2 separate regions of the Homo sapiens genome follow, and region 1 is linked to region 2. Evidence: chromatin contacts called from ENCODE Hi-C data. All regions are on one chromosome and are shown on one strand. Each heading gives the region's core, a stretch centred on a gene start or an enhancer-like site at or near the end of the contact. The rest is flanking DNA. Distances are from core to core; before and after follow the strand shown. Region 1 holds the start of ZNF554 (zinc finger protein 554). Region 2 holds the start of PLEKHJ1 (pleckstrin homology domain containing J1).

Region 1 (3,859 bases), core at 119-2,618, 580 kb after region 2:
GACTAAGGTCAGAGCAGGTGACCAAGGATGACTAAGGTCAGAGCAGGTGACAAGGATGACTAAGGTCAGAGCAGGTGACCAAGGATGACTAAGGTCAGAGCAGGTGACCAAGGGTGACTAAGGTCAGAGCAGGTGATAGGGGCTAGGAGGGGTTGTTTACTGAAACTAGGGGCAAGGAAACGAAAAGAACGAGGAAGTTAAAGTTTAAAATGAAGAACAAAGAATAGGTGGCCGGGCGCGGTGGCTCACGCCTGTAATCCCAGCACTTTGGGAGGCTGAGGCAGGCGGATCACGAGGTCAGGAGATCGAGACCATCCTGGCTAACACGGTGAAACTCCGTCTCTACTAAAAATACAAAAAAATTAGCCGGGCGTGGTGGCGGGCGCCTGTGGTCCCAGCTGCTTGGGAGGCTGAGGCAGGAGAATGGCGTGAACCTGGGAGGCGGAGCTTGCAGTGAGCCGAGATCGCGCCGCTGCACTCCAGCCTGGGCGACAGAGCGAGACTCCATCTCAAAAAAAAAAAAAAAAAGAACAGGGGAGCTGAATATACGGAAACATTGGTTCTTTGGAGAGGAGCTCATAACTGATTGTACTTAACAATTTACAGGCTAAAACCTTTGAAGAGGAATTTGTTGTATCCTACAACAGTATATTAATTATAGTAGTTTTACTATTTTAATTTCTCATAAATAACAATCAGTAGAATATTAAATAAATATTTAAACAATAATTTAATTTGGCTGGGCGTGGTGGCTCACGCCTGTAATCCCAGCACTTTGGGAGGCCAAGGCGGGCAGATCACTGGAAGTCAGGAGTTCGAGACCAGCCTGGCCAACATGGTGAAACCGCGTCGCTACCAAAAATATAAAAAATTAGCCGAGTGTGGTTGTGCACGCCCGTAATCCCAGCTACTTGGGAGACTGAGGCAGGATAATCGCTTGAACCCGAGGGGGCGGAGGTTTCAGTGACCTGAGATCATGCCATTGCACTCCAGCCTGGGCGACAAGAGCGAAACTCAGTCTCAAAAACAAACAACAATTACTTAAGCAATCATTTTAATAAGTATGTAATACATTATACGTTTATATAACTTGCTTAATAAATAATAGTAGTTATTAATATCCAATGGCAAGCCGCCGGGAAACGACGGAGCTGGGATTTGAGGATTGGCTCCGCGAACCCCACAACACCCGGGGACTCCAGCGAACCACACGGGGTGGATCCAACAGCCGCAGGGGCATCGTGGTCCTGCGGAGACGCCGCCCGCCCGGAGGCGGCGCTGTGACCCAGGTTGGAGAGTCAGGAGCCCAGCGCCGCGCTGCGGGGCCTGCTGGGACTTGTAGTTCGCAGGTTCGGGGTGCGCAGGCGCAGTGCCGAGTTTACCTCTGCGCGCGTCGGGGTTGGTGGCGGCGGCTGCGGCGAGTTCCTGAGGGGCGCCTGCGGGGGGCGTCCGCTCCGAGCGCCGAGGAGCCGAGCGGAGGAGGCGTCCCAGGGACACGCAGGGGAGGCCGGCCGGCCTGCACGGGGCGCTCCCGCCTCGGGGGCCCTGTCTGGCGCCTCAGCGCGCGCCCCGATGGTCACCTGCGCCCACCTGGGCCGGCGCGCGCGGCTCCCGGCAGCTCAGCCGTAAGTGCCGCCGCCTCCCGCGCCGCGACCTCCGTGCCGGGCCTGCCGGGGCTCTGGTGGGGCTGGGTCTGGCGGGGCCGGGTGGCCGGGGCATGACCCTGTCGCGATAGGGTCCCCACGGGAGGGTCGGGAGCCGGCAGCTCGCCCAGGGCCCCAACGCCCAGGATGGCACGGTCTGCCCTTGCCCTGTGAAAACGCCCCTGGGTGAGAGACGCATAAGCTTTCCGAGGCCCAGCCTGCAAGGAGAGGGAGAAGACGCATTGACTCTACCCTAAAGGCAGAGAGGGGCTGCCACGCTCGCACTGCAGTGAGGCCACATCAGAGGGTCTGAGCGAGGGGCGGTCCTGCCCTCCAGGGGACACCGGGCGATGTCTGGGGACGTCTGTGGTTGTCATAACTGGGGGCAGTTCCTGGCATGGAGTAGGTGGAGGCCAGGGATGCAACTCAGCACCCTGCCCAGCCCAGAGAATGACCCAGGCTCCAGTGTCCACAGCGCCCTGAGGGAGAGACCTCACTTATACGTTAGCACCGCTGTCCTGGTGATAAGACAGCAAGGGTCCTTTTTTTTTTTTTTTTGAGACGGAGTCTGGAGTGCAATGGCATGATCTCGGCTCACTGCAACCTCCGCCTCCCGGGTTCAAGCCATTGTCCTGCCTCAGCCTCCCAAGTAGCTGGGATTACAGGCGTATGCCACCACGCCCGGCTAATTTTTGCATTTTTAGTAGAGACGGGGTTTCACCATGTTGGCCAGGCTGGTCTCGAACTCCCACCTCAGGTGATCCACCCGCCTCAGCCTCCCAAAGTGCTGGGATTACAGGCGTGAGCCACCGCGCAGCTGCAAGGGTCTATTCTGTTTATACCCACCACCCATGTTGAGGAATGAGGGAGGCAGCTGACCTTTCTGCTGCTCTAGCAACCCCAACCTCCCTGAACTCTCCCCTACCCAAACAGGTTGGTTTCTTTTTCTTCTTCTTTTTTTTTTCTTGAGACAGTCTCGCCCTATTGCCCAGGCTGGAGTGCAGTTGCACGATCTCGGCTCACTGCATCCACCTCGTGGGTTCAAGTGATTCTCCTGCCTCAGCCTCCCAAGTAGCTGGGATTACAGGTGCACGCCACCCCGCCTGGCTAATTTTTATATTTTTAGTAGATACAGAGTTTCTCCATGTTGGCCAGCCAGGCTGGTATCGAACTCCTGACCTCAGGTGATCCACCTACCTCGGCCTCCCAAAGTGACCACTGCGCCCGGCGCCTTTGGTTCTTACATGAGCCTCCTGGAGCTGCTGTGACAATGCACCACAAACCAGGGGGCAGGGGGAGGCTTGAAATTTATTCTCTCACAAGTCTGGAGGCCAGAAGCCCAACATGAAGATGTGGTGGGGCCGTGGTGCTTCTGAAGGCTCTGGCGGGAGGATCTTCTCTGTCTCTTCCAGCTTCTGGGGGTGGCCTGCCATAGTTGGTGTCCCTTGGCTTGGGGCCACATCACTCCAAGCTCTGCCTGCATCATCATGTGGCCTTCTTCCCTGTGTCTCTTTCTCCTTTTTTGTTTTTATTTTTATTTTTTGAGATGGGGTCTCGGTCTGTCACCTGGCTGGAGTGCAGTGGCACGATCTCGGCTCACTGCAATCTCTACCCCACAGGATCAAGCAATTCTGCCTCAGCCTCTCGAGTAGCTGGGATTACAGGTGCACGCCACCACACCCAGCTAATTTTTGTATTTTTAGTAGAGACGGGGGTTTTGCCATGTTGGCCAGGCTGGTCTCGAACTCCTGACCTCGTGGTCTGCCCGCCTTGGCCTTTCAAAATGCTGGGATTACAGACGTGAGTCACCTAGTCCAGCTGTCTCTTTCTCTTATAAGGACAATACTCATGACCCCAGTAGCTGGAAGAGGCGGAAGGATTTTTCCTGAGAGCTTTTGTTTCTTCTTTTCCTTATCTTTTCTTTTTGAGATAGAGTCTTGCTCCATTGCCCAGGCTGGAGTGCAGTGGCACAGTCTTGGCTCACTGTAACCCCTGTCTCCCAGGTTCAAATAATTATCGTGCCTCAGCCTCCTGAGTAGCTGGGTTTACAGGGATGTGCCACCACACCTGGCTATTTTTTTTGTATTTTTAGTAGACGAGGTTTCACCATGTTGGCCAGGCTGGTCTTGAACCCCTGGGCTCAAGTGATCCTCGCGCCTCAGCCTCCCAAAGTGCTGGGATTACAAGTATGAGCCACCATACCCGAGCTTTTCCCT
Region 2 (3,903 bases), core at 722-3,221:
CCCAGAACCCATGAGTATGGCCCTGTATATAAACAGGGTCTTTGCATATAAACTAGTCAAAATGAGGTTGTCGCCAGGTGCGGTGGCTCATGCCTATAATCCCAGCGCTTTGAGAGGCCAAGGTGGGAGGATTGCTTGAGCTCAGGAGTTCGAGACCAGCCTGGGTGACATGGCAAAATCCCCATCTCTACAAAAACAAAAATTAGCCAGGTGTGGTGGTGGGGCCTTGTAGGCCCAGCCACTCCGGAGTCAGAAGTGGGAGGACTGCTTGAGCCAAGGGGGTTGAGGCTGCAGTGAGCTGTGATCACGCCACTGCACTCCAGCCTCGGAAACAAAAGATCCTGTCTCAAAAATAAAGAGGGCCGGGTACGGTGGCTCAAGACCGTAATCCCAGCACTTTGGGAGGCCGAGGTGGGAGGATCACCTGAGGTCAGGAGTTCGAGAGCAGCCTGGCCAATATGGCGAAACCCCGTCTCTACTAAAAATACAAAAATTAGCTGGGCATGGTGGCGCGTGCCTGTAGTACCAGCTACTCGGGAGGCTGAGGCAGGAGAATCACTTGAACCCGAGAGGGGGAAGTTACAGGGAGCCGAGATTGCACCACTGCACTCCAGCCTGGGCGACATACCAAGACCCTGTCTCAAAAAATAAGCAAATAAAATAATAAAGTGAAGTAAAAAGGGGTTGTCAGGGTGGGCCCTAAATTCTGCTTGGCGTCTGTGTAGAAGGGGAAATGTGGGCACAGACGTGATGCAAGGAGGACAAGGTGACGCTTCCACAAGCCAAGGAACCTGGAGGATACTGGCCACCACTAGGAACTGGGAGATTCCCCTCGGCCTCAGAAGGATTCGGCCCCACCCACACCTTCATCTAGGATTTCTGGCCTCCAGAACTGTAGAGAATGTTTCTGATATTTAAGCCACCTGGCCTGTGGAATTTTGACAGCCACTCTGGGCAAACTAGCAGGGACTCCATCTTTCCCCGCAGAAGGGAATCTCTTAAGACCCAGGAGAACACCCCCCTCTCACTCCTCCTACCCCCACCTGGGATTTCCAGCCCGGGGCCATATAACAATGCTAGACCCATGCTACTCTTGGCAGCTGGGGAAACGCTTTGGGTGGGGCTGGCCCACCTGCCCTGTAAGTACAGCCTGGGCCCACAGGGAACAAAGAGCAGAGTCTGGGAGGGACCCAAGCTTAAGTGGACTCGGCAGGTGGGAAGGGTGGTGCCCGCCAGGAGAACTTGACCTTGAGCTGCCCGTGGACAATGCACTCTTGTGTTTGAGGAGGGTGGCGCCAGGCTGGGGACACAGAGGAGACCTTGGGCGCCCGGGGAGGGGAAAGTGCGGCGCTGCGGGTGCCCCGGGCTGCGGGAAGCGCCGCTGGCTTCCCTAGCCCCACTCACTGATGGAGAAGGTGCCGGGCTCTTCCCGGACGACTCTGCAGCGCTCCAGCAGCAGGGCTCCGACGGGCTGGAGGAGACACGGGCGCCGGGACGGGGCAGTGAGCACCCGGCCTCCGAGGGGCCCAGCCTGGGACCCGCCCGCGCGCCCGGGACGCCCCTACCTCGGCCTCGTCTGTCCGAAAGTAGAAGAGGAAATTCACCACCAGCTTCACCAGCCGCCGCTTCAGCACTGCGGGCACAGCGCGCACTCAGGGGCGCAGGCAGCCCCCGCCCGGACCCCGGCCTCCCGTCCCCGGCGCCCCGACCCGGACTCCGGCCTCCGGCACCCCCGCCCAGACCCCGGCCCCGGCCTCCCGCCCCTGGCACTGTCTCGGTCTCCCGGGTCCCGCTCACCGCTGCCCTTCTTGGGGCCCCTCATGCCCAGCTCGGCCGCCATCTCGGCCGGCTGCCGGGACAGAGCCTGCAGCTCCTTCTCGTTGTACCGCATGGCTCCGCGGGGAACGGGAACCCGGGCCGCGCCCTCCCGGCCGCCGTCCCCGCTCAGGCTGGGGCCGGCGCCAAAAATGTCTCAGGGCGCAGACACGGAAGCACCCCCAGGGCTAGTGCGCCTGCGCACCTTGGGCCAGCCATGCCGCCCGCCTCCGCTGCGTGGCGCTGGCGACCCGTGGCTGCTGGCGTGGGCGGGGTACCGGTTGGTAGGAGAGACGGACCGTTGTTACATAACCATTAAACTGAAATAAACCGGACCAAGGTGGAACAGAATCAAGGCACCCCAGCGATGGCTGGCACCCCTTTCTAGAGCGGCCAGGCGCAGGCGGAGGGAGCGATAACGTCGCCCGGAGAGTGTCAGCCGCTCCCTCGCGAAAGTTGGCCCCGTGCGGCCGCAGCGGACCGAGGGTTCGTTGAGAGCGTTGTGCGCACGCGCAGTTTGCCTTCCAGGCCGCGCTTTCAGCCTCTCCCCCTCCAGCCTTTTCCTTCGCGCCTCGGGACCCTCTGACTCACGCCGCTGGGCGGGCCAGGCATGCGCACACCAGAGGGCCCGTCTCATTTGCCCCGGAAGTGCTTTCTTTGCCCGCCGTTCGCCAAACGAAGTCGTGGAGGTGGCGAAACGAGGAGGAGATAACGCGGCCTTGGGCTCTGGTGAGGAGTAGAGGCGGTTGAGGGCGGCGGCCGACGCGGACCGGGGGTTCCCTGGGGGACAGCGGACGTAGGAGAGAGGCGCTTGCGACAGGCCGCGGGCCGAGGGTGGGGCGGCGGCGTCGCTCCCCTCCCTCCTCCCGTGAGCGTCCGGCCTTGTGCATCCTGAGGCCCCGCGCTGGGCGGGCCTGGAGGGTCGGGCCCGCCAGGAACTCTATTTCCAAACTCCTGTTGGGAGGCCGCGCGCGGGGCCTCACGCCTGTAATCTCACTGCTCAGGGAGGCCTTGGCGGGAGGATCGCTTGAGGCCAGGAGTTCGAGACCAGCCTGGACAACACACCGAGACCCCCATCTCTACAAAAAATTTTAAAAAATTAGCCAGGAGTGGTGGTTGTACCTGTAGGCCCAGCTACTCGAGAGGATCGCTTGAGCTCGGAATGTCGAGGCTGCAGTGAGCCATGATCCCACCACTGCACTCCAGCCTGGGCAACATAGCGAGACCCCATCACTGCAAAAAAAAAAAAAAAAAAAATTAGCCGGGCGTGGTTGGTGACGCGCGCCTGTAGTCCCAGCTACTCTGGAGGCTGAAGCGGGAAGATCGCTTGAGTCCAGGAGGTCGAGGCTGCAGTGAGTTGTGATTGTGCCGTTGCACTCCAGCCTGGACAACAGAGCAAGACCCTGTTTGACAAAATAAAAAAGAAACAACCAAGATTCGTTGGGGTCGAATCGGGATCGCGGCTGAAATGGTTTCGGCCGCCTTCCTTGTAGCCGAGAACGCTTCTGTATGCTCATCTATACCTGTTAGTTGACTGGGGCTCTGTGATGTAATTCCTGTGAGCCTCAGTTCCCTTAAAATGGGAGTGACGGCTTCAACATCATGCCAAAGGCGACCAGAACACGTTAGCTGGCCCCATTTTGCAGGTGCACCCCGCTGTGACCGTTGTTCTTGTGTATCCTTGGACGACACCAAACAGCCAGGCGGAGCTCTGGAAAATAGGTTGTTGGCTAGGTTAAGGAGAGAACGGTGTTGCCACGAAAAACTAATTCCTTCTCAATGGTCTAGTCCCAGGTCCCAGAGGCCACTTTTCCTCAATTCTTAAGCTCATTTCCCCTGGTCGTCATCGGTTTTTTGTTTGTTTTGAGACAGGGTCTTGCTCTGTCACCCAGGCTGGAGTGAGTGCAGTGGTGCAATCACAGCTTACTCCAGCCTCAAACTCCCATGCTCAAGCCATCCTCCTGCCTCAACCTCTCGAGTAGCTGGGATCACAGGTGCTCACCACCATGTCCGGCGAATTTTTGTATTTTTTGTAGAGACGAGGTTTCGCCATGTTGCCCAGGCTGGTCTCGAACTCCTGACCAGGTG

What was found. Hi-C counts contacts between places; a loop is a spot of excess contacts on that map. Pooled maps may share reads with other maps.
Region 1: a loop to region 2 is called in a pooled map, with 9 times the contacts of the local background. The contact joins the promoter of ZNF554 here to the promoter of PLEKHJ1 in region 2. A Hi-C loop is called at or near these places in 6 of 50 pooled maps.

What each region holds. Positions count from the first base shown.
Region 1 is chr19:2,818,500-2,822,358 of GRCh38, forward strand. It overlaps ZNF554 (zinc finger protein 554), which reads left to right and starts at 1,369. Exons shown (of 5, transcript NM_001102651.2): 1 at 1,369-1,625. The coding sequence starts at 1,573. RefSeq lists a silencer at 1,408-1,847 and an enhancer at 1,780-2,473.
Region 2 is chr19:2,234,358-2,238,260 of GRCh38, forward strand. It overlaps PLEKHJ1 (pleckstrin homology domain containing J1), which reads right to left and starts at 1,972. Exons shown (of 6, transcript NM_018049.3): 1 at 1,798-1,972; 2 at 1,566-1,633; 3 at 1,405-1,471. The coding sequence starts at 1,891. It overlaps SF3A2 (splicing factor 3a subunit 2), which reads left to right and starts at 2,467. Exons shown (of 9, transcript NM_007165.5): 1 at 2,467-2,544. MIR6789 (microRNA 6789) reads right to left here and starts at 1,569; the gene lies at 1,472-1,569. RefSeq lists enhancers at 197-776, 779-1,387, 1,996-2,604, 2,183-2,232 and silencers at 1,413-2,042, 2,653-2,752.